Linked DNA regions of Homo sapiens: region 2 is linked to region 1. A link is an interaction called in ENCODE POLR2A ChIA-PET data of the cell type or tissue named here. Cell type or tissue: endothelial cell of umbilical vein. All regions are shown on one strand. Links, peaks and the distances in the headings refer to the core of each region. The heading gives the core; the rest is flanking DNA.

Region 1 (7,624 bases), core at 1,675-6,674:
AAAGGGATCAATTCAACAAGAAGAGCTAACTATCCTAAATATACATGCACCCAATACAGGAGCACCCAGATTCATAAAGCAAGTCCTGAGTGACCTACAAAGAGACTTAGACTCCCACACATTAATAATGGGAGACTTTAACACCCCACTGTCAACATTAGACAGATCAACGAGACAGAAAGTCAACAAGCATACCCAGGAATTGAATTCAGCTCTGCACCAAGCGGACCTAATAGACATCTACAGAACTCTCCACCCCAAATCAACAGAATATTCATTTTTTTCAGCACCACACCACACCTATTCCAAAATTGACCACACAGTTGGAAGTAAAGCTCTCCTCAGCAAATGTAAAAGAACACAAATTATAACAAACTATCTCTCAGACCACAGTGCAATCAAATTAGAACTCAGGATTAAGAAACTCACTCAAAACTGCTCAACTACATGGAAACTGAACAACCTGCTCCTGAATGACTACTGGGTACATAACGAAGGCAGAAATAAAGATGTTCTTTGAAACCAACGAGAACAAAGACACAACATACCAGAATCTCTGGGATGCATTCAAAGCAGTGTGTAGAGGGAAATTTATAGCACTAAATGCCCACAAGAGAAAGCAGGAAAGATCCAAAATTGACACCCTAACATCACAATTAAAAGAACTAGAAAAGCAAGAGCAAACACATTCAAAAGCTAGAAGGCAAGAAATAACTAAAATCAGAGCAGAACTGAAGGAAATAGAGACACAAAAAACCCTTCAAAAAATTCATGAATCCAGGAGTTGGTTTTTTGAAAGGATCAACAAAATTGATAGACCGCTAGCAAGACTAATAAAGAAAAAAAGAGAGAAGAATCAAATAGACGCAATAAAAAATGATAAAGGGGATATCACCACCGATCCCACAGAAATACAAACTACCATCAGAGAATACTACAAACACCTCTATGCAAATAAACTAGAAAATCTAGAAGAAATGGATACATTCCTCGACACATACACTCTCCCAAGACTAAACCAGGAAGAAGTTGAATCTCTGAACAGACCAATAACAGGAGCTGAAATTGTGGCAATAATCAATAGCTTACCAACCAAAAAGAGTCCAGGACCAGATGGATTGACAGCCGAATTCTACCAGAGGTACAAGGAGGAACTGGTACCATTCCTTCTGAAACTATTCCAATCAATAGAAAAAGAGGGAATCCTCCCTAACTCATTTTATGAGGCCAGCATCATCCTGATACCAAAGCTGGGCAGAGACACAACCAAAAAAAGAGAATTTTAGACCAATATCCTTGATGAACATTGATGAAAAAATCCTCAATAAAATACTGGCAAAACGAATCCAGCAGCACATCAAAAAGCTTATCCACCATGATCAAGTGGGCTTCATCCCTGGGATGCAAGGCTGGTTCAATATACGCAAATCAATAAACGTAATCCAGCATATAAACAGAACCAAAGACAAAAACCACATGATTATCTCAATAGATGCAGAAAAGGCCTTTGACAAAATTCAACAACCCTTCATGCTAAAAACTCTCAATAAATTAGGTATTGATGGGATGTATCTCAAAATAATAAGAGCTATCTATGACAAACCCACAGCCAATATCATACTGAATGGGCAAAAACTGGAAGCATTCCCTTTGAAAACTGGCACAAGACAGGGATGCCCTCTCTCACCACTCCTATTCAACACAGTGTTGGAAGTTCTGGCCAGGGCAATTAGGCAGGAGAAGGAAATAAAGGGTATCCAGTTAGGAAAAGAGGAAGTCAAATTGTCCCTGTTTGCAGACGACATGATTGTATATCTAGAAAACCCCATTGTCTCAGCCCAAAATCTCCTTAAGCTGATAAGCAACTTCAGCAAAGTCTCAGGATACAAAATCAATGTACAAAAATCACAAGCATTCTTATACACCAATAACAGACAAAGAGAGAGCCAAATCATGAGTGAACTCCCATTCACAATTGCTTCAAAGAGAATAAAATACCTAGGAATCCACCTTACAAGGGACGTGAAGTACCTCTTCAAGGAGAACTACAAACCACTGCTCAATGAAATAAAAGAGGATACAAACCAGTGGAAGAACATTCCATGCTTAGGGATAGGAAGAATCAATATCGTGAAAATGGCCATACTGCCCAAGGTAATTTATAGATTCAATGCCATCCCCATCAAGCTACCAATGACTTTCTTCACAGAATTGGAAAAAACTACTTTAAAGTTCATATGGAACCAAAAAAGAGCCCGCATCGCCAAGTCAATCCTAAGCCAAAAGAACAAAGCTGGAGGCATCACGCTACCTGACTTTAAACTATACTACAAGGCTACAGTAACCAAAACAGCATGGTACTGGTACCAAAACAGAGACATAGATCAATGGAACAGAACAGCGCTCTCAGAAATAATGCTGCATATCTACAACCATCTGATCTTTGACAAACCTGAGAAAAACAAGCAATGGGGAGAGGATTCCCTATTTAATAAATGGTGCTGGGAAAACTGGCTAGCCATATGTAGAAAGCTGAAACTGGATCCCTTCCTTACACCTTATACAAAAATCAATTCAAGATGGATTAAAGACTTAAACGTTAGACCTAAAACCATAAAAATCCTAGAAGAAAACCTAGGCAATACCATTCAGGACATAGGCATGGGCAAGGACTTCATGTCTAAAACACCAAAAGCAATGGCATCAAAAGCCAAAATTGACAAATGGGATCTAATTAAACTAAAGAGCTTCTGCACAGCAAAAGAAACTACCATCAGAGTGAACAGGCAACCCACAAAACGGGAGAAAATTTTCGCAACCTACTCATCTGACAAAGGGCTAATATCCAGAATCTACAATGAACTCAAACAAATTTACAAGAAAAAAAACAAACAACCCCATCAACAAGTGGGCGAAGGACATGAACAGACACTTCTCAAAAGAAGGCATTTATGCAGCCAAAAAACACATGAAAAAATGCTCACCATCACTGGCCATCAGAGAAATGCAAATCAAAACCACAATGAGATACCATCTCACACCAGTTAGAATGGCAATCATTAAAAAGTCAGGAAACAACAGGTGCTGGAGAGGATGTGGAGAAATAGGAACACTTTTACACTGTTGGTGGGACTGTAAACTAGTTCAACCACTGTGGAAGTCAGTGTGGCGATTCCTCAGGGATCTAGAACTAGAAATACCATTTGACCCAGCCATCCCATTACTGGGTATATACCCAAAGCACTATAAATCATGCTGCTATAAAGACACATGCACACGTATGTTTATTGCGGCACTATTCACAATAGCAAAGACTTGGAACCAAACTAAATGTCCAACAATGATAGACTGGATTAAGAAAATGTGGCACATATACACCATGGAATACTATGCAGCCATAAAAAATGATGAGTTCATGTCCTTTGTAGGGACATGGATGAAATTGGAAATCATCATTATCAGTAAACTATCGCCAAGAACAAAAAACCAAACACCGCATATTCTCACTCATAGGTGGGAACTGAACAATGAGAACACATGGACTCAGGAAGGGGAACATCACACTCTGGGGACTGTTGTGAGGTGGGGGAAGGGGGGAGGGATAGCATTGGGAGATATACCTAATGCTAGATGACGAGTTAGTGGGTGTAGTACACCAGCATGTCACATGTATACATATGTAACTAACCTGCACGTTGTGCACATATACCCTAAAACTTAAAGTATAATAAAAAAATAAAAACAAACTAAAACTGTAATAAGTCACACTTATTTAGAGGTGGCTCAAGTTGTTTCTGTTGTTCAACCACATAGCATCTTTTGCCTCACCCTATACTTGATGTGGAAGAAATATTCTTTAGTGCCCCATATATTTGGGGACATATGGGGTGGGAAATCCACCCTATGTGCCAGGCACTTTGGATACATTTTGTTTAATCCTAGTACTCCTGAGAGATTTCTACAATTGGTTCCTATTTTACAGATGAAGAAACTGAGACTCAGAGTAAATAACTTGCCTAAGGGTGATACAGGATGTAGGTGCTACAATCAAGATTCAAAGTCCATGCTTTGAGCTGAGCGTGGTGGCTCACACCTGTAATCCCAGCACTTTGGGAGGCCAAGGCAGGTGGATCACTTGAGGTCAGGAGTTCGAGACCAGCCTGGCCAACATGATGAAACCCTGTCTCTACTAAAAATACAAAAATTAGCCGGGCGTGGTGGCACGGCACCTGTAGTCCCAGCTACTCAGGAGGCTGAGCCAGGAGAATCGCTTGCGCCTGGGAGGCAGAGGTTACAGTGAGCCGAGATCGTGCCAATGCACTCCAGCCTGGGTGACAGTGAGACTCCATCTCAAAAAAAAAAAAAAAAAAAAAAAACAAAAGTCCATGCTTTATAATTTGTAATTACGGGCTTAGAATATGACAGTATGTGGCACAGAAATCAAATGTTCATTCACTTCAGCATCTGTGCTTTGATGTAGTGTGTATCTCAAACGGGAATTCTCACGCTTCTAAGGGCTTTGTAATTTATCAAAAGGAGGCCATCTTAGAAGACTGATTTTAATTAATTCTAAGTGACTTAAGTGCATGTATTGCTTTCATAAAATTTTTAAAAATAAAATACTAAGGCAAAGATCAGAAAGGACAAATATATCTGGCATATTGAAGACGTCTTTGTTTTTAATCAATACATATTTATTGAGTGCCTACTGTGTGCCAGGTGCACCACACTAGATGCAACGGATACTAACAGTAAATAAGATACGGTCCCTGCCCTCAGAGCTTACATTTCAACAGTTTAAAGTGCATCTCAGGTATTTCAGATAACAGAAGTAATTCTACCACTCTCAAATTTTTTTTTTTAATGCAAGACACAACACAATCATAGGCCAGAGTTATAAAATACAATGTTAGAAAGAAACGTTTGGTATCATTCGTCCAGATCCCATTTTACAGAAAAGAAACTACAGGAGTGGCCATTTGCACCTATGTTCTGATTTCAAGTTTGGTGTTTTACCCATTGCCAGGCCTCTCATAAAACAATATTCAGATTTGCCATGTATATATCAATATCCAAACGCTGGTAGTATACCTGTGCAGTTGTCTCCTGCTAGACAAGGACCATATAATTTATAGCTTATTTAAGTGTCCACTTTCTTTATCCCATCCTATTCTTTGTGATAAACCAGAGGGATCAGGCTTAACCAAGTGCTGAACTTTGGGGCAACTTCATGCCCTAGGATTCAAGATGGCCAGCGGCTACATGCCGGGTCTGCCTGCCAGGACCTTACTTCCCATTTTTTGCAGTTTTCCTGGACTGCCGGGAGGCAGCTGTACAAGCTTTATAAGCCTCAGGCTGTAAGTGAACTTGCTTTCTGCATTTTCCAGCCATGTGCCATTGACCAGGAGTGAACTCAAGTATAAATTGCAAAGGGCTACTTGTCAAGATGACAAATATCTATCCTACTGTTTCAACTATGAACATATTCTGAAATGCCATATGCCAGGCGCCATACCAGATACTAGGGACATAAATATGAAAAAGTCTTTGCCCCTCAGGAGTAATATTGGTTGTACTGGAACATTTGTAGCTGAAGGAAAATCTCCAAAAAAGATTTCAAAGAGACTAAAGTAGGAATGGGTGCTGGAGAATGAGCAAGAAGGGTGAGAGTCCCACGGGTGAAGGGAGAAAGCAGCAGAGAATGAATATAAGCCCGGAGAATGAACATAAATGTGAGGGGAAGAGGCCAGAGGCCAACACTGGAAGGACAGTGAGGGCCAAGAAAGGAACTACTAATGTTTCTGAGACCTGCAGGGAACCATGGTATTAAGCTCTCATTACCAGCACCTAATTTTTTAGAGGCTGGTTTTCCAACTTAAGTGAAAGAAATTCACCCTGTTTTTAGCAATTATGACGCACTATATTTACTTCTGTCACATTAGCTGATTCTGTGGTGGACTGGGTAATTTGAAAAGCTCCTTTGAACATGAATTGTTTTTAAACTTACAGTCTAGCAATAAGCCTAATTTTTAAAACAGAATGCTTAATTTCTCCCTGTACAATCAGTAAGATTTTGATTTTTAACAAGTTTACATGTCCAATTACATGTAGATAAAAGGAATGAAAACCAGTAAAGACACCTTTTATAATCTGAAAATAGATTTTTAAACCTTCCTTTAATGTGAAATTTTCTCTTTAATGTGTTATGAATTCTATCAAATATAACCATTTAGGATTATTTATAGTATGTCACTGATCACTTCTACTAGTATAGACAAATAAATTTATAAACATTATTTTGAATGTAACTAATTAGCATAATTTTATTTAAGAGTTAGACTGTGTTGTCAATACTGACATTTTTGGGAATATATAGTATAGTTTATGAGTCAAGCTTCTGAACCAAAAGTTTTACTTTGAGCCCTATTCCTACCTTACAAGCTAGCAGGTGACCTTGGGCAAGCCAACCTATTAGAACCCTGGGTTCACGTCCATACAGTGAAGACATCATAACCTGTCCTACCTACTTCACAAGCTTCCTCTACCGATCAACTAGATCAATATATGTAAGATTTTTTTTGACAACTGTAAAGTACTATAAAATGACACTTACAGATAAGTCAGTGAAGTTAACCATCAAAACAATATTCATGCCTATAACCAAAAGCTTTTAAACAAAACAGCTTAATAAAAAGTGGTCAGGTAAGCAAATAAAGATTATATTACACAAACTATGTTCCTCACCTACTCTCATACTGAGTCTAATCTTTGGAAAGATAATTCATTTTAAGGGGAAAAAAATCTGTTAAGATATTTTTTAGTATTTATACAAACAAGCTGCAACTACTATTCAAAAATAGGTTTTTTTCATCCAATAGGAGTATACTCTTTAATAGAACTGTATTTGAATAAGAATTCCATACAAATAGAATATATACCTTAACACAAGAAAGCAAGAAAAGAATATTTTACATTACATAGAACATTCAGGTGATTCGATCAAATTATCCCTCCAACTAAATACTTATTTTCCCTATTTACTACAAATATTGCAGTCAGTCAGTATATGCCAATAATCATATAGTTTTAACATCTAGTAGTGTGAAGTACACTTGACTGTTTCCAAAGGGAGAGAGGTGATGTAGTCTTCATTTCAGGGGAGAAGAATGGACTGAATTACTGTCTGCTTTTTAATGTTTCAACTAACCTGTAAAGAGAAAATGAACTGTTTTATAAAATTAATTTTCAGGTATAAAGCATGATCATCTATAATAAACTTTGTATTGGAGGTGGATTCCAAAGTACTTAAAATGATGACAGCTAACACAGATGAGGTTATGCACTAGATATCCATAAGGTTCCTCTAAGCTTTGAATTTGTCTATGATTTGAATGAAAAATTCAAAAAAGACCAAATACCTATTTTCCAGGCTACTACTACTTCTGGGCTACATATGGATGACTCAGAGGTGAAACTAGTCTCAATCCTCAAGGAGGTGATTATCTAATGAGTAGATGAACAAATCAAACTTACAAGACAGCAAAACAAGTACTATGTCACTAATCTGTGACAAGGGCATCTAACTTTAAGTGAGTGATTAGGCAGTAGGAATAGAGATACATTA
Region 2 (7,624 bases), core at 859-5,858, 460 kb after region 1:
AATCCCAGCACTTTGTGAGGCCAAGGCAGGTGGATCACCTGAGGTCAGGCGTTCGAGACTAGCCTGGCCAACGCAGTGAAACCCCGTTTCTACTAAAAATACAAAAATTAGCTGGGCGTGGTGGCGTGCTCCTGTAATCCCAGCTACTAGGGAGGCTGAGGCAGGAGAATTGCTTGAACATGGGAGGCAGAGGTTGCAGTGAGCTGAGATCGTACCACTGCACTGCAACCTGGGTTACAGAGCAAGACTCCATCTCAAAAAACAAAAAAAAAGAAAAAAAAGAAAATCTAAAACCAATTAAAACCTTATTTTGAAGAATGACAAATCTAGATCTATTTTTAAAATTTGTGTTTTTGTTTTTGTGGCTTGTTTTGAGACAGGGTCTCACTCTGTCCCCCAGGCTGGGGTGCAGTGGTGTGATCTCAGCTCACTGGAACCTCCGCCTCATAAGCTCCAGTGATCCTCCCATCTCAGCCTCCTAAATAGCTCCTAAATAGCCGTGCTTGGCTAATTTCTTGGTTTGTGTGTGTGTGTGTGTGTGTGTGTGTGTTTGTTTGTTTGTTTTTCTAGAGATGGGGTCTCACCATGTCACCCAGGCTGGTCTGGAACTCTTGGGCTCAAGTGATCTGCCCACCTGGACTTCCCAAAGTGCTGGGTTTATAGGCATGAGCCACCACACCCAGCCCTGAAAAAATGTTTGAAACTCATATATGTTAAGTGTGTGATGTACCTATTATTAACTTAAACACTAAAAGACAAAGACAAACAACACATGATAATGCTTCAGGACTCCAAATCTCAGTGTCAGCTCAGTCCGTGTTGAATAGTCCTTGAATGCCTCTGGGTATTCCTCTTTCCCCAGTGCACAGCTACCTCAGTAAATGACCACTGGTCTTTTTGATAAAGGACTGAAAATCATTACAGAATATACTCAAGATGATGTTTCAGGGTTCTTTATTCTGGGGACCTGGCCACCTCTTCAGTCCACCAGTACCAGGTCTGAAAACTGACTTAGGTTCAACATCAGGGCAAGAGATCCTGATTTCCTTTTGGGTGACCACCCCGATTTTGTCAAATGCAGTTTATTAACCATTATACACCTATTGCTAAGCCCAGGGACTGACACATAGTAAGTACTCAAAAATATTTGTTGAATGAATGAATGACACTTGGAATTTCAGAGACATAAAAGTTTAGGGTGGTATATAAAACCTCAATCAATCAGTGATGATTGAAGTGTTTATTCTTTCATTAAGTATCCTACTTGACCTACAGGGAAAACATAGAGACCTACAGGGAAACATCAAAAACATAGCCTCTGGAATCAATCAGTGTGACTTGATACCAGGTCTCCTCTTATCATTTCTAAGTCTCAGTTTCCTCATGTGTAAAATGGGTATAATAATAACTTACAAGGCTGCTGTGTGGATCAAATGAGATAATGCACATAAAGATCTCAGCATGGTGCCTGATACATAGCAAGTGTTATAAGGTTAAAATTTTATTTATTCATTTTGTTATTTTATTATTATTAGTTTTTGAGACAGTGTTCCTCTGTCACCCAGGCTGAAGTGCAGTGGCGTGATCTCAGCTCACTGCAACCTCTGCCTCCCAGGTTCAAGTGATTCTCCTGCCTCAGCCTCCTGAGTAGCTGGGATCACAGGCCTGCACCCCTACGCCCAGCTCATTTTTTTTTTTTTTTTTTGTTTAGACAGAGTTTCGCTCTTTGTTGCCCAGGCTGGAGTGCAGTGGTGCGATCTCTGCTCACTGCAACCTCTGTCTCCCGGGTTCAGGCAATTCTCCTCTCTCAGCCTCCCAAGTAGCTGGGATTACAGGCTCCCCACCACCACGCCCAGCTCATTTTTGTATTTTTAGTAGAGGCGGGGTTTCGCCATGCTGGCCAGGCTGGTCTCGAACTCCTGACCTCAGGTGATCCGCCCGCCTTGGCCTCCCAAAGTGCTAGGATTACAGGTAGGAGCCATCACGTCCAGCCAATTTTTTTTGTATTTTTAGTAGAGACAGGTTTTGCCATGTTGGCCCAGCTGGTCTCGAACTCCTGGCCTCAAGTGATCCACCTGCCTCAGCTTCCCAAAATACTGGGATTATAGGTGTGAGCCACCATGCTCAGCATAAGGTTAAAAATTTAAATACCGCAACTCCCATAGGCCACAACTGTTACTCCTTTGTCTCTGTTTATAATTGATCTAAACATTCTCAGTAAACTCCATTTGGTTTGAGGGAGGAGGAAGGCAGAGAAGTAGGATGCCGCAGGAGTTAAACTTGTCAAATAAAGGTCCGTTAGTCTCTGCAAGATGGTTAAGATTATCTCTTGCTGAGTAAATATTAAATAATCTAATATTTAACTCCACATCAGAGCCATTTCATCCTTCTTTCTCTTACTTTTCAAGGTGTCAGGGTTCCATGGGCAAGCCATGTGCACTCTTGGCACATTTACCCATAAATGAGTCTCTCCATAGGCTTTGGAATCCTTGTAGGCTTCAAGGTTTTTGCTCAACTTAGTATTGATACCCTGGTTATGCTCAGCCACTGGGACACTGGGGACATTTGCTGCTAGAGTGTGCAGTATGACTATTGGTCTGTCCTCTTGGTTGGCGTATATTAGTCTGTTCTCGCACTGCTAGTAAAGACATACCTGAGACTGGGTAATTTATAAAGAAAAGAGGTTTAGTTGACTCAGTTCCGCATGGCTGGGAGGCCTCACTATCATGGCGGTAGACGAGTGAGGAGCAAAGGCATGTCTTTCACAGTGGCAGGCAAGAGAGCTTGTGCAGGGAAACTGCCCTTTATAAAACCATCAGATCTTGAGAGACTTATTCACTACCACAGGAATAGTATGGGTGAAAATGCCCTATGATTCAATTATCTCCACCTGTCCCTGCCCTTGACACCTGGGGATTATTACAATTCAAGGTGAGATTTGGGTGAGGACACAGCCAAACCATATCAGTTGTGGTAGGGCCCATTGATCTACAAATGTGACTTGACCTCACTTTTGCATCCCTTCAAGGCTCAGCCACTGCCTCCCTCAGACATGTGGTAGAGGTTATCAGGTCCCTGTCTACCCACTTCCTCATGGTGACCCAATGGCAGGTCACACTCAATTACCTTTCACTTCCCCAAAAAGGATGCTGAAAAGGGGTCTTTTGACTCTCTTCCAAGTCATCAAGGGAGGTCTGCACTGTTGAATTAGGCTAATTAGGCTACCATTACATCACCGTAAGCCTAGGTGCACTCTGCAGTGGTGTTCTCTCCATTTCAAAACAAGAAGTCAGGTTAAATCTGTCTTTACATATATTTTCTCTCTTCAACATAAACTGGGTTTTCACTTTTCTAATCAGCTACTGATGCAGGATTTTTTATTCCTTACCACCACTAGGTCTGGGTTCTCATCTCACAACCAGGAAGAATTAGGCATGCAGACACTTGAAGAGTGAGTGGAGCAGAATTTATTAAGTGAAAGGAAAGCTCTCAGCAAAAAGAGGGGACCTGAAAGCAGTTTACTGGTTGCCCCCTTCACAGTTGAATACCAGGGCTTAAGGCATGAATTTCTGGTGGCTCCACCCTGTCCTTCCAGTGCTGATGCAGGCCCTTGGACTGAGCAGCTCCATATTGATTTATTTCCCTTACTGTGTATGTGTTAAGGAATGGAATTTTCCACTGCAGGCATGTTTAGGCAAGCTCCCCGTGCAAGTTCCCTTATCTGCACAAAACATCTGGTGTAAGCACTTGTAGGGTGGGTGGGAGGTTCTCCGGGGACCCTTCCCTTACTGTCTGCCTAAAGCAAGCTGGCTAACACTTATCACTACAACCCCTTGAGTTTCAACAGGGAGAAGGAGCTATGTGTAAAGCAAGGGTCTTGGTGTCTAATCTCTTCCTGCACATCTTCTACACCCTGCACCACTAGACCAGAGGAAGGCTTCCCTCTGGGTAGACGTCCCTTTTAGAATTTTTGTTTTTCTTCCTTGACCTAAAGCTAGTTCTTCTCTTTCTTTTCCCTGAGGCAATAAACATCTCCTAGTCCCAAAGTGAGGAATGTTTGCAAGAACGGGAAAAAGTTTATAGAGAAAAAACTATTTGGGGAGGTACAACATTTATATCACCCTTTAACTATCAAATTTGAGTGTCTTCTGCTCCTCTTCTCTTTTTAGATTAATTATACAAAATCAAGAGTACATGTTTTTACATAGCTAAGATATATGATATGGTCTGGCTGTGTCCCCACTCAAATCTCATTTTGAACTAGAGTTCCCATAATCCCCACGTGTCATGGGAGAGACCTAGTAGAAGGTAATTGAATCATGGAGGCAGTTACCCCCATGCTGTTCTCGTGATAGTGAGTGAGTTTCCCCAGATCTGATGGTTTTAAAGAGCGTCCCCCCTACACCACCTTCACTCTGCACTTCCTGCTGCCACCATGTGAAGAAGGACATGTTTACTTCCCCTTCTGCCATGATTATAAGTTTCCTGAGGCCTCCCAAGCCCTGTGGAACTGTGATCCAGTTAAACCTCTTTCCTTTATAAATTACACAGGCTCAGATATGTCCTTACAGCAGCATGAGAACAGGCTAACACATAATATTTAAATTTTGATATTGAAACATTGGAGCTCAATACATATTAATGATGACATAATAACGACAGAATTGAGCAAAAGCACTGAAAACTGCACTTGATAGGAATTGGAATGCATTCTGCCACAAAGACCTGTTTATAAAAAATAAACATAAAAAAGTAATCAGAATACTTAATGCTTCAGATTTTGGTCTGCTGATGAGTAATTTGAGCCAATCTTAAATAAGACTTTTCTTATTTTAATTCTTTTTTTTTTTTCAAAGATGATGTCTTGCTCTGTCACCCAGGCTAGAGTGTAGTAGCGTGATCTCAGCTCACTGCAACCTCCACCTCCCGGGCTCAAGTGATTCTCCTGCCACAGCCTCCTGAAAGCTGGGACTACAGGTGCACAACACCACGCATGGCTAATTTGTGTATTTTTAGTAGAGATGGGGTTTCACCCTGTTGGCCAGGCTGGTCTCGAACTCCTGACCTCAAGTGATACTGCCTCTTCAGTCTCCCAAAGTGCTGGGATTACAGGTGTGAGCCACTGCCCCCGGCCTCTTATTTTAATTCTTTAACCAAAGAAATGTGAGGACAAAGGTCCTGGATGAGACCATAAAACCTGGATTATGATCATTATGAAGGAGACTGCCACTAAATAATATGTGAGTATGCACACATTACCTCTCTGGTTTTACAGTTTCCTCTTGCACAAATCCAAGGCATTAGACTAGATGACCTCTAAGGAACCTTTCTGTAGATCTATAATTTTTTCTGAAATGCTCAGATGGCTCATTGTCCATAAATGTGTCAGCAAGCTGAGTTATTCATTGAGTCACATGTTAACCTCTCACTGGAACTGCAATGCATTACAGTGCTATTATGTAACTCTCCAGCCCCTTAGGATTTGGGGTCATTATAATTAGCCAGAATGGAAAGAACTCCTGAATGATATATCCGGTCTAAGCACAGGCACATGAATTACATGGCTGAGATGGGTAAACCTGAAAATTTTCTGAGAAGTAAACACATTTTTGTTACTATTAATTCCTTCCTCCTCCTCCTGCTCTTGCTTCATCACTTACTTCTGCTATGTCTTCATATTCTCTCTCAGAAAGCATTCTGTTCTAACCCCCAAATGTATCTCTCCATTTTGTCTTCTTGTGCTTCTCCACCTATCTTCTTGGAATAGAAGTCTGAACCTACTGCTTTACTTTTCAGTTCCATGCAATCCAGCTTCTATCTGTACCACTCTCCTGAAATTCCTACAAAGATTGCCAGTGACTGCTTATCTGCCCAAACCGACCTCTTCTTTTCCCCTTTGTGCTGATTCCACTGCAGCATTTGCTCTTTGGTAATCTCATATATACCAACCCCTTTCCACTGATGTTTCCCAAGTCAATTTCCAACTATCTAGCAGTTGTCTTCACCTAGGTGTCCTACAGACATCTCAAACTGTTGGATGTCTAAAACCAAATTCATAATCCTCCAGACTTCTTCTATTCCCTGGCTCAATTAATGATTAATATTCACTGATCCTTTTTTTTTTTTTTTTTGAGACAGTCTCACTCTGTCACCTAGGCTGGAGTGCAGTGTCACCATCTTGGCCCACTGCAACCTCCACCTCCCAAATTCAAGCAATTCTCATGTCTCAGCCTCCCAAGTATCTGGGATTACAGATGTGCACCACCATGCTGGCCTACATGTTGTATTATTTTTAGTAGAGATGGGGTTTCACAACGTTAGCCAGGCTGGTCTGGAACTCTTGGCCTCAAGTGATCTGCCCGCCTCAGACTCCCAGAGTGTTGGGCATACAGGCACTAGACACCATGCCCAGTTCATTGAGCCTTTCAAACTAGAACCAACTTCTCCTCTTCTTCAACTCTTCTATCTCTTACTCTGCTCATCCAATTGGCCAGCAAATCCTTTTTCTCCATCCACAATCTACTGCCTTAAATTAGGTTTTTAGCATTTCTTAAAACGACCCTCCTGATGTTAATCGCTAATGCTATCTCTAGTCCAATCTATCTAAGGGTTGCCGGAGTTATCACCACAAAAAATAAACTTGGTGATGACACCACCCTACTCATGAGCTCTCCTTGTTGCTCTCAGGGCAAAATCCAATCTCCTTAGCATGTTACACAAGGTCCTTTATAATGTCATCACCACCAGTCTCCCCAGCCTTATCCTCATGTGTTCCAGTCACACTGGACCACTTATCCCCTAGATGAATCAAGTTCATTTGAACACCATGACCTTGAATTCAGGCACTGAGTGTTTCCTTTCCATATTCTTGATCACAAAGCACAATGACAAATTGTACATCCTCAATCAACTTTTGAATGAATTAATCATGGATCCTGGATAGTGGTTTCTGAATAAGACATTAATTAATATTATTATTATTACATATTTTTTGAGACAAAGTCTCTTTCTGTCTCCCAGGCTGGAGTGCAGTGGCTTGATCTGGGCTCACCGCAACCTCTGCCTCCAGGGTTCAAGTGATTCTTTTCCCTCAGCCTCCTGAGTAGCTGGGACTGCAGGTGCATGCCACCACGCCCGACTTATTTTTGTATTTTTAGTAGAGATGGGGTTTCACCATTTTGGCCAGGCTGGTCTCAAACTCCTAACCTCAAGTGATCCTCCTGCCTTGGTCTCCCAAAGTGCTGGGATTACAGGCATGAGCCACTGTGCCCAGCAAGATATTAATTTTTAAGTAAAAGAATTATGAAAGAAACCCCTCTCTCAAAAGAATCCTCCTCTCTTTGTCCTTGAGCAGGGAAGCAAACAATTACCTTCTGAACTTTTTGTCATTATCATAGCCACTTTCAATTCTTGTCCAATTCATATCAGATATAAAAAGAAAAACAACTGTGGCCAGGAGTGGTGGCTCATGCCTGTAATTGCAGCACTTTGGGAGGCCGAGGCGGGTGGATCATCTGAGGTCAGGATTTTGAGACCAGCCCAGGCAACACAGAGAAACCCCGATTCTACTGAAAATACAAAAATTAGCCAGGCATGGTGGTGGGCGCCTATAGTCCCAGCTACT

Evidence for each region. Peaks named below come from ENCODE experiments on the same cell type or tissue, not always from the same donor. Only the 100,000 strongest peaks of a DNase experiment are listed, where the experiment ranks them.
Region 2: POLR2A ChIA-PET joins it to region 1 with 6 read pairs; 2 of 35 experiments call an interaction of 5 or more read pairs at or near these places.

Annotation. Positions count from the first base shown.
Region 1 is chr12:101,388,464-101,396,087 of GRCh38, forward strand. ARL1 (ARF like GTPase 1) reads right to left here. Exons shown (of 6, transcript NM_001177.6): 6 at 4,653-7,207. The coding sequence ends at 7,177. Among named protein-coding and RNA genes, the nearest start is that of ARL1, 15 kb to the right of the region's middle. In endothelial cell of umbilical vein, for the core only: no CTCF peak of the experiment used is centred there; no DNase peak of the experiment used is centred there.
Region 2 is chr12:101,851,819-101,859,442 of GRCh38, forward strand. No RefSeq gene overlaps it. Among named protein-coding and RNA genes, the nearest start is that of DRAM1, 22 kb to the right of the region's middle. RefSeq lists an enhancer at 2,965-3,464 and cis regulatory regions at 2,974-3,191, 3,444-4,120. In endothelial cell of umbilical vein, for the core only: no CTCF peak of the experiment used is centred there; DNase peaks (open chromatin) are centred at 3,753 and 5,413.